Linked DNA regions of Homo sapiens: region 1 is linked to region 2. Evidence: chromatin loops called from intact Hi-C (ENCODE). Cell type or tissue: heart right ventricle. All regions are shown on one strand. Links, peaks and the distances in the headings refer to the core of each region. The heading gives the core; the rest is flanking DNA.

Region 1 (5,391 bases), core at 166-5,165, 170 kb after region 2:
AACATCACATCTATGAGGCATCGAGCATACCACCTGGCATGTAAGTGCTCAATAATTGCTAATTTTCTTCCACCCACCATGTCTCTTCCAGCCCTAGGTTTTTCTATCAGACTTAGGAGTTCCCAGGAATGAGGAATATAGAAAGAATACAGGATGGAGAGTCAAGTGATCTCACATAGAAGACAGGGCTCTGCCACAACTCACTAGGGGAATCTAAGCAAATCAATGTAAAATGGAAGGCTGAACTACATCAGACATTTTCAAGTCTGTTTGTTTGTTTTAAAGCAATGGAACTCTGTTTTCCAAGGGAAATGTATGCAGGATAAAAGCACAGAGCTGCACTGGCTGAAGGGGTTGGGGGAAATAATCCTATAAGGAATCCAGTTATGTCTAAGTGAGCTCTCAGTCTGTGAAGCTTCAGGTTGTTTTCTCTACCACTGGACTAAGCTCAGCGAGAAGCTGGCTTTCTCTCTCTTTTCTACTATTTCTGCACAACTCACATCATTAAATTCTGTATACCATACATAGCACTGCTATCTCACTCCAACACCTGACTTAGAAACCACCTCTTTGGGCCAGAGGTAGTAACTCTGGAGACAGTCACAATGATCCTGAGGACAGAAAGACCCTTACCGGACAACCTTTGTGCCATTCCGGAGAACCTGCATATCCACAGCATAGGTGCCATCTGCATGGGCCACCAGGTTGAGCTCTGAAAATTCTGCCTGGAAAATAATAACAGGGGAATAAGTTCACAATCCTGACTTCACCAAGTCCTCTACATAGCAGCAGCAACATCCCTACCACCAAACATTTATATACAGTTTTCAAAACATGTTCACATACTGAGTTAGTCTAATTCTAATAGCAACACTGTGATGAAGGTGGGACAGAGATAATTATCCCCATTTACCAAAGGAGGAAATTGAGGCTCAGAGCAGTTAAGTAACTTTTCAGGACAAACAAAACTTATCATTGGCAGAGAAAGGAGCAAAACTCAGGTCCTCTAACTCCCAGCCCAGCATCCTTTGTGCTGCCTCTCTACAGAGCGAGAATGTGGACTGAGACAAATGTCTTTTTATCAGTTTCAACATAAAAGCACTAGGTCTAAATTTAGGTAACTAGTTTTTAGTTCTGCTTTCCCCTTACCTAGCTGCATAAAACATTAAGCAAGTTACTTGTACTCTCTAGGTTTCCATTTCCCTGATCTACAAAATGGGAATAATTTTTATCAATCTTGCCTATGTAACAAGTTGTTTGAAAACAGTCAGTAAGTCATAACACACTGTATAATGAATGATGAGAAACTTCTTTTATCACATAGGAAATACATGCATTGTTGAAACTGAACGTCCTCCTCTTCCCCAAATGGACCCAATCACTATTTATTATGAAGCAAAGGATGGAGGAAGGTTAAAAAAAAAAAAAAAATTGGACTTTCAGTGATTCACTGTATTAAAACAAGGAAGTGTTCTTTTCTAAGTTTCCTCTAAAGTATAGCCTCAGGCCCAAAGGAGCCATCACTCGGGGCAGCATACCTGAAAGGCAGACATGTGCCTACCGAGAAATATCTTGCCACCAACAATACGGAGGTAACGTGCAATATTCTGGGAAGCCCTCTAAAGTTTTCCTCAGTCTGGGAACCTTACACTGCAAGAGGGTGCTAAGAACCAAACTGCTTGCTCATCTACAGACACTAGAGCCATAAAAAGGAATCAGAGAAATGAAAAGATGCAGACTCCAGGACCATGCCTCACAGACAGAAAGGTCCTGGGGAAAGGATAGGAGAGAGAGGAGATGCAGAGTCCAGAACCCAATGATGGACACAGTATTCCACTCAGCAGAACGAGATGGTTCACTCTGGCATGTCAAGAGGAAACTGTGATGACGGGGATGCAGCTCTGGGCTTCAGGCTGATTACCTGTTCCACCTTGATATCATAATCTCCAAGGACTTTTTTGCCCCGAAAGCACTTGGCCCTGGAGAAAAGAATAAACCCACACAAATTAGTTTTGTGCAAGTATTTAAAGTCAGACATTTACTATTACAAAGAAGAGGACCACAGCAGACAGATCTCCAGAATGAGGGTCAAGAGACCTGGGTTCTGATCCACATTCTGCTATGAGATCACCACAAGACAAACCATTTCCTCTCTTTTAACCTCAATTTACCCATCTATAAAATAATCCAAAACATCCCTTCATTATCAGGTTTTGTTATAACATCTCTGGTCTTTTGGCTATAAAACGCATCTAGAAATAGGAATTTCCCCAGTTTTATTCTTCATAAAGGCTAGATCAGCTTTATACATCTCTGCAGTTTCCTTATTTTCCTTGATCCTTCGTTTTACTATGGTTTTCTATTTGGTATCCACCCTTGGATTTTTAGTTTTTAAAGAAACTGTTATTATCACTTTACTTCTTCATACCCATACAAAGAGGACCTGAGGCAATTAGTAATTTAAAAATATAACCAACAAAATAAGGATTAAAGAACAATCAATGAATGAGAGGAAATTAATTAGACCAAAATAGAAGGTAGCGGGAAAAGACTGAGGGAAGCCATTGCATTTGAACACAAAACTTAGCCCACATTTCTGAGCAGTCAAGAAAATGGGTCAAGGTGAGTTACACAGTACATAGTATCTTCCCAGTTTGTCACAGATCTAGAGGAACCTCACATTAATGCATTAATTAATCCCCTGTAATAAGTAATTAATCCCTTATAAGCAGATATTTTTATGCTTATATTTATATTAATTCCTACTTTGCTTCTAACCTGCCCTCCCCACATTAGATTTCCTTATCTGTCCTTTTAGGCTGGTTCTCCATTTGTCAAAAGGGCCTTTCCATACTCTACCTGTTAGGTAAGTTGAGCTTGCTTTTCCAGTGCTTGAAATTTCCAACTGTAATATTTCATTGGAGATTTTTTGGGAGTTTGTCCCCAAAATGAAGGAATAAACCAATATTTATTGGGCATCATGTTCTAGGAATTACATGCAAGTTGTTTTCAAGAACATCTCATTTAGTCCTAACAACGTATAAGATACAGAGAAAGGGCTTCATTTCAGAGACAAGGAAACCAAGATTCAGAATTGAAAATGGTGTATTCAAGGCCCTATAGCAAGTTAGTGGCAGAGCCAGTATTCACATCTAAGTCTGTGGCACTCTGAGACCACTGCCCTTCACACTGCAGGCACTGTCTCCCCCTGGTGATCTATTCTCTCCATCTCTGCTCACACCACTACAAAAACGGACTTGCCCTGTGTGTGCCGCATTGCATTTATTCCCATTTTCCTTCTTCCACTCACAAGGGACTTAATGATGTGAGCATTAGTCCCACTACAAATACTTCCTACCCTGGTTCCTGTCAACTACCCGGGACGAGGCCAGGCTGTTTCCTTTTCTCTATGGGTTCTGGAACACCCCGTTCTAGGAAGTTGTCATTTGTCCTATCCAAGTCCCTGGCCACCCTCAAATTGCTCCTCTGAGGCACTCAGCCATCCTGGAGCTGGACCACTTAAGTCCACCCCCCACCTCTGCCCCAATTTCTTATTAAGCTTCACACCAGCTTGTTTCCAGGACCCTGATCAACATTCACAGCTCAGCGAGCCCCTCAGGCAGGGGCCCGGTAGTATATTCCCTTTCTTTGGCTACTATTCCATTTTATTTACAGGTTTAACTAATAGAGTCTAGTATGGCACTATCACTTCTCTGCAGACCTTGGACTCTGCAGGTTTTTGTCCATGACTATAAAAAGAAGGAACTGGAGTGAATGACCCATGAGATCCCTTTCTTTCATTGGTGAGGTATGTCTACCTTGTTATCAGCAATGCTTTTCTGATGCTTCCTCCTATTTTCCTGTCTCAAAATAGCTCTCCTTCTGTGAGGTAAATCTCAGAGACATTAACAATAACCTCGCATTTCGTATGATGCCTTGCATTTGCAAAGCATGTTCCTTGCCCTAGTTGTTCCTCACAACTCTGTGAAGGAGCCAAGAGAGATAATGTGGTCCATTTGGCTGATGGGGAAACTGAAGCCCAGGACAATTAAATAACATGCCCAAATCAGAAAGAAAAGTTCATGGGAGTTAAGGCTAGAACTAAGAGTTTACATCTAGGTGCTTACATGCTGCCAAGTTTCTTAATTCACTCATTTATTTTGTGGGTTTTGAACACTGATATTGAAATATATTTATAGACTCTGGCTGGGTTTATCTGCCACTTCCTGCACCTGCCCATTGACCAAGTTGGCTAATGAACTGTTTTCATGCCTTCCCTCCACCCCCACCTCTCTAGCTATCCTAATGCCTTTTCCTTAAGGTAATTTGTCCTGTTGGAAATCTTAGTGTGTGTTTCCTGGCCCAGGGTCACTGACCTGTCTTGGCTGAGCCACAACCTTATAGAAAAGGAGCCAAGATGGCCGGCAGATGGGGCACAGAGCCCTCTTCTGGAGAATGAGCACATTCTTGCAGCTCCAGGCTCTTGGACATTTTGATTCTAGGTATTTTCATGAAAAATTGTGTAACTTGCTAGCAAATGATAGAAGTCTTTCCTGATACTAAGAGAACACTAGTACAGGGCAGTGTGCTAGAATCCAGAGGATGGGCTCTGGAATCACAATCTGGGGTGTGAATTCTAGCTGTACCCTTTCCTGGTTGTATGACCTTAGGGAGGCTTAAATTTTTTAAAAATAGTATATCATGTGGTTAAACCAATCAATCAATCTATCTTTAAAATTATATAAAAGGATAAAACAAAAAGTAAAATGTTCTTTTTTCCCATTCCTCTCTTATCACATATACTTCCCATTATCAATTATAAGCATATACTTCCAGTGGAGGGGAAAAAATGTGTGGCTATACCTGCATACATATATGCTTCAAACACATACATATGGCATGCTACATAAATTTTTTTAAACTTTTGTTTTTTGCACTTAAAAATATATCTTAGTGATATGCTTTCAGCACATATTGATGGGCCTCTTCCTTTTTAATAGTTGCATGAAATTCCATTTGAAGGACATACAGTATTTTATTGGTAAACATGTATTGGCATTGGCATTATATATTGGTGAGCACATTAGATTTCTAGTTTCTTGCTTTTGGTATTACAAACAGTGCTACAATGGCTTACATTTAAAAATATATCCACAGGATGAATAATTTATGACAGAAGTGCTGGTACAAGGAACAGACACAGTTACGGTTTTTACTAATATTCCCAAACTGTCCCCCACCCAAGAAAAAGATGATACCACTCTTACCAGCATTTGAAAGTCTGGGAAAACTACTCTACTTCCCTTAGTTTTCCCACACAGTCCCTTGCATAAGATAGGAACAGATAAGATGCCCAGTACGGACTTTTTTTTTTTTTTTTTTGAGACAGGA
Region 2 (5,391 bases), core at 92-5,091:
TTTAGTAATAAAAATGAAAAGAAATGAACAAAAATGAAACAAACCCGAAGGCCAAAATTCAAAAGCAAAAGTAATTTGTCTTCGTTCCTAATCTCAGTTCCACCTGCCTTTAAGGTTGGGGCAGTAAGCATTGCCTATGTTTCAACACTCAAGCCCTGAATTCATAGCATGGGTATAGCTAGGCAGAGAGTTTATTTACAGAGGGCAGGACTGAACTTTGCATGTGAGCACATACAGAAAATGATAAAGATCGTTGTGTCCTATTAGTAATTTACAGAATTGTGATTTGCTCCATCCAGTACATCTATAATTGAATTCCTCAGTCATAAAATCACTGAGACCAAACAAGTTCAGATATCTTTTATCTAAACCCTTTTCTCCCTCACCATCAGTTAGCATATTTCTTACGGGGCTTTTCTTCTTTTCATAGATTCATTTGTCTTAGTTATAAATTAACCCCAAAAGCAACTCTCCCAGCCACCCAGCTCTACTGTTTCCTGTGTACCAGATTTTTTTTAACCTCACAATTTATGGTACACAGGCCATTTAAACTGCCAGTTGGTAAATGATGTCCAGGAACCATCTTTAGATTTTTTAAAAAAAAAAAGGTTCCTAAGGATTAATGGTCCTCTAAGCAGAGATTCCCCTTAGAGCCAGACACCCTGGCAATGAAGTGGAATATAACTGCTGAAGACTTGTTACTTTTTTTTTTTAGTTTTTAAAACTGTATAAAATATACACAATATAAAATTTACCATTTTAACCATTTTAAGTGTGCATTCAATGGCATTAAGTACACTCACAATGTTGTGTAACCATTCTCCAGGATGCTTTCATCTTGCAAAACTGAAACTGTCCCCATTAAACACTAACTCCCCGTTCCTTTCCAGTGCCGCAGCCCCTGGTAAGCACCATTCCACTTTCTGTCTCTACGAAATTTGACTACTTTAGGTGCAACTTCTGTTATTTCTTGTTTCACCTAAAAAATGTGAACTAGTGCAGTTTGCTAAATTAGTTGAACATACACAAGAGTTACCGGCAAAAAAATTCAGGGTTGAATTCCAAATACTTCACATTTCATTTTTCATGTCAAAATGCTTGAATTTAGACCGCTCATTTTCAGACGCCAAAGTACGTACCTGCTCCTAACTTTGTCTTTTAAGAGTTTGCTCTTTTGATTTTAAACGGCTTTATGCTTTTCTAAAGTTAAACTGATTTTCTAGACAACTTAATGCTGTCATTGATTTCCTTTAAGAATGAAAGTTCCCGTAGTACTACTTGTATTCACTGAATTCCCAGACATTTTGCCTAGAAACAATACGGTCTGCTTCTCTCCTCTTCCCATTCAAACAAATATAAGACTACGAGTTCTAAATTCTTGTTCAAATCCTGTCTTGGGTAATGATGATTGGTGGATCAAGAGATTTTTTTCAAAGTATTGCATGAAATACTTTGACAGTTCTGGTGTGAACATTCAAATTAGACCCTCACTGTCACCAACAAAAAACACTGCTAAGATGTGGTTCCCGAGGAGGCAGAGCTTTGTGGAGTTATTCCCACTCACAGGTTTCTAGAGGGCTGTAAGCAACTGGCTAAAGTATTAAGTACACTAAATAGAGACCAGACTTGTAGAGGTAGGGATGGGAGTGTGTATGAGAAGGATTAGAAAATAGCTCAAGAAATAGTCTTGATGAAAAGAATGCCCCTGCATTACTCTGTTCTAAGATTTGCAAATGCAGAATCTTCCTCTATAAATTAGCGAAAATCTAATGAGAATGATTATTTAGTGACTCCATTGTGACCTTAAAAAACTACTTAACTTGAAATAATCTGAGGCTTACAGAAAGGTTGCAAAGATAGTGGAGGGAGTTCCTACATACCTTTCAGCCAGCTTCCCCCCAGTTACCACAGTGCAGTCCCAGCACAATTATCAGTGTTGATACACTGAAGCCAACATACAGCATCCACCTGAGTTCCAGCAACAGATGAATGGATAAAGAAAATGTGGCTCACATACACGATGGAATACCATTCAGCCATAAAACAGAATGAAATCCTGTCATTCATGACAACATGGATGAGCTTGGTGGTGATTATGTTAAGTGAAATAAGCAGACAGATACCACATGTTCTCACTCATATGCGAAGTTTAAAAAGTTGATCTCATAAAAGTGGACAGTAGAATAGTTGCTACTAGAGGCTGGGAAGGGCTGGGGATAGCAAGAGATTGGTTACCAGACACAAAACTACAGTTAGATACAAGGAATAGTTCTAATGATCTATAGCACTGTGGGGTAAATATAATTAACAGCAACCTATCGTATATTTTCCAATAGCTAGAAGAGCAGATTTTGAATGCTCCCAATACAAAAAAATGATAAGTGTCTGAGGTGATGGATATGCTACTTACCCTGATTTGATCATTACACATTGTATGCACGTATTGAAATGTCACACTGTACCACATAAATATGTACAATTATATGTTAATTAAAAATAATAATAAAAGCAAAAAAAGACCTAATAAATTGAGAATGGCACAATACTATAACTATTTGGATTTCACCAGTTTTCCTACTAACGTCCCTTTTCAGCTCTAGGATCCAATCCAGGATCCCACATTGCATTTAATTGTCATGCAATATTCTCCTCCTAATCTGTAGTGATTCCTTAGCAAAGATGTGTCTTTTATGCCTCTGACACTGTTGAACGGCGAGGGTCAGATATTTTGAAGAATGTGTTTGTATTTAGGTTAAAGCTTTCTCATAGTCAAATGAGATTAAGGATGTTTGGGAAGAATTCGAAAGGCATGATCTGTCCTTTTCAGGACATTCTATCAGGGGCATATGAGCTCACTATGTCTTACTATCCTTGATATTGACCTTGATCATGTGGTTAAGGTGGTGTCCATCAGGATTCTCCACTGTAAAGTTACTATTTTTCCTTTTGTAATTACTGAGTAAGTGGGGGCAGATACTTTGAGGTTATGCAAATATTCTGTTTCACCTTAAACTTTCACTCAATTAATTAATTAATTAATTAATTAATTTTTTGAGAGGGAGTCTTGCTGTTGCTCAGGCTGTAGTACAGTGGTGCGATCTCAGCTCACTGCAACCTCCACCTCTTGGGTTCAACTGATTCTCATGCCTCAGCCTCCCAAGTAGCTGGGATTATGGGCATCCGCCATCACACCCAGCTAATTTTTATATTTTTAGTAGAGATGGGGTTTCACCATGTTGGCCAGTCTGGTCTCGAACTCCTGACCTCAAATGATCCGCCCACCTCAGCATCCCAAAGTTCTGGGATTACAGGCGTGAGCCACCATGCCTGGCCCACCTCACTAATTTTAGTATTAGTGGAAGTTGCATGCAGCAATTACTGCTGTGGCTTTGTGACAACAATTTTCTATTTCCCTCATTCCTTTTACATTTATTAAAGTCTTCTACAAGAAAGAGTTCTTCTCCCCCCATTTATTTACTTATTCAGTCATTTATGTATATCAATTTGGACTCATGTGTATACATTTTATTTATAAATCAGATTATAATTCAATATTATACGTAGTTATTTTATTGATGAAATTGTTCCAGCTTTGGCCACTGGGAGCTCTTTCAGGCTGACCACAACATCCTCCAGGCTCAGCCTGTATTTTCCCTGCCCCAGCCTTAGAATTAACCACTTCTCCAAAGAGCTCTGGTTTCCTTTAAGGAAAAATGGTATAGATTGAGTATCTCTTATCCAAAATGTTTGGGACCAGAAATATCTCGGATTTTGAATTTTTTTGGATTTTGGAATATTTGCTTAACACTTACTTGTTGAGCATCCCAAATCCAAAAATCCAAAATCCAAAATGCTCCAAGAGTATTTTATTTGAGCATCACCTATATGCCCAAAAAGTTTGGAATCTGAAAGCATTTTGAAGTTCAGATTTTCAGATTTGGGATGCTCAGCCTGTATTTGGAAACCACGATCTAGTTTGCTACTGGGGAGTCACTGCTTCTAGGTCCTCTAGAAGCAGACAGAGTTAGCAAACATATATATGTATAATAACCCACATATATACACATCTCTATATTAATTTCTGTATCTATCTATCTGATGATTCTTTATTCAATGTTGTGGATTTCATTTATTTGCAGATTTCAGGAAAATGAGCTATTCTGTGATAGCTCATGATTTACCAAAATCAATAGTCCTAAAACTACATAAAACCTTAAAGTGACAGGTCTCCTTTTCCTTCCCAAAAAAGTTGGGGACTAAGAACTGTCTTGGAACCCTATAGTTAGGCCTCGGAAGGATAAATTATCCATGGTGGATATCCCGAAACTTTGGGAGCCCCTGGAGCCTCTGAAATCCTACCCCCATCTAGTCAGTTCCAGGAAGGAAGTAGTTTTAATGCCGGGTATAACTTAGCAATTCTTCCTCCTAGAATGGAGCACATTTGGCTTATACGAAGCTACTTTCTCCTTTGTGACCACAGATTATGACTGCATGGCCAATAGGGAACCATGAAAGAAATCTTAATTTTTATCTCAATTTAATTAAAAGTATCATAAGAATCTAAAATAATGTAATTATTACTTAAGTAGAAAAATAACATGAATATAAAAGACTTTAATTAGAGATTCATTTTTAAGGATTTGAGTTATTTCTCAACTTCTAGGTCATTTTCCTATCTTACCTTTGTTTTGTGTTAGACAAATATGTTACACTGCATAGTCCAACTGACTGGAAAATTATATAGCAGAAAGTATTATAATAGTCAAAAATCACTCTCTAGGAAATTTTACAATAAAATACAATGTATAATTTACATATTCTTTAAAAGGGATACTTTTCAATACAAATGCAGTATAAATTCTGATTTTACTTACCGTTAAAGGCTGACTCTCGTTTGAGAAAATGGCCTTGTTGTATATTTGTGGTTTAGTGTTGGCTTCTTTCAAATCTTAACAATAAAAAAGAGACAAGATTTTCAATATACACACATGTTCAGAATGTGTACACATGTACACAGCCTAGGCTGCCAAAATGTACATGCCCAAATAAATTTACCTTCTCTATTGGATTTCATTCTGAATGTTTGCTTTCCCTGAGCCTACAATGCTTTCTATTCTCTAGAAGTAACTAACAGACCACAAAATGATTCATCATAAATCATGCAGGGCTGGAGAATCTTTTAAAAATTATTTCATAAAAGAAACATCTATTAGAATCACTTCACCTACTTTCCTATTTCCATCACTAACATGAATGAAGCCCCTTTCCATCTTTTATGTCACATGAATGACGATACCTCTATTACTGCACAGACTTAAGAAAAACTAGACCTTAAAAGGATTAATAACCCTGAAAGTTAATGTTTGAGAAGTTATACATGGCAAAAACGAT

Evidence for each region. A loop is a pair of places that touch in the nucleus more often than their neighbours do. Peaks named below come from ENCODE experiments on the same cell type or tissue, not always from the same donor. Only the 100,000 strongest peaks of a DNase experiment are listed, where the experiment ranks them.
Region 1: it touches region 2 in a loop (2.5-fold over the local background); 4 of 110 quality-filtered maps call a loop at or near these places.

The regions. Positions count from the first base shown.
Region 1 is chr3:12,137,239-12,142,629 of GRCh38, reverse strand. SYN2 (synapsin II) reads right to left here. Exons shown (of 13, transcript NM_133625.6): 2 at 1,922-1,979; 3 at 634-725. Among named protein-coding and RNA genes, the nearest start is that of TIMP4, 19 kb to the left of the region's middle. RefSeq lists an enhancer at 4,422-4,531. In heart right ventricle, for the core only: CTCF peaks have their summits at 3,016, 3,220 (motif pointing left), 4,261 and 4,461; DNase peaks (open chromatin) are centred at 3,349 and 4,402; H3K27ac peaks cover 2,436 bases.
Region 2 is chr3:12,311,937-12,317,327 of GRCh38, reverse strand. PPARG (peroxisome proliferator activated receptor gamma) reads right to left here. Exons shown (of 8, transcript NM_138711.6): 2 at 4,875-4,948. Among named protein-coding and RNA genes, the nearest start is that of PPARG, 26 kb to the right of the region's middle. In heart right ventricle, for the core only: no CTCF peak of the experiment used is centred there; no DNase peak of the experiment used is centred there; H3K27ac peaks cover 1,111 bases.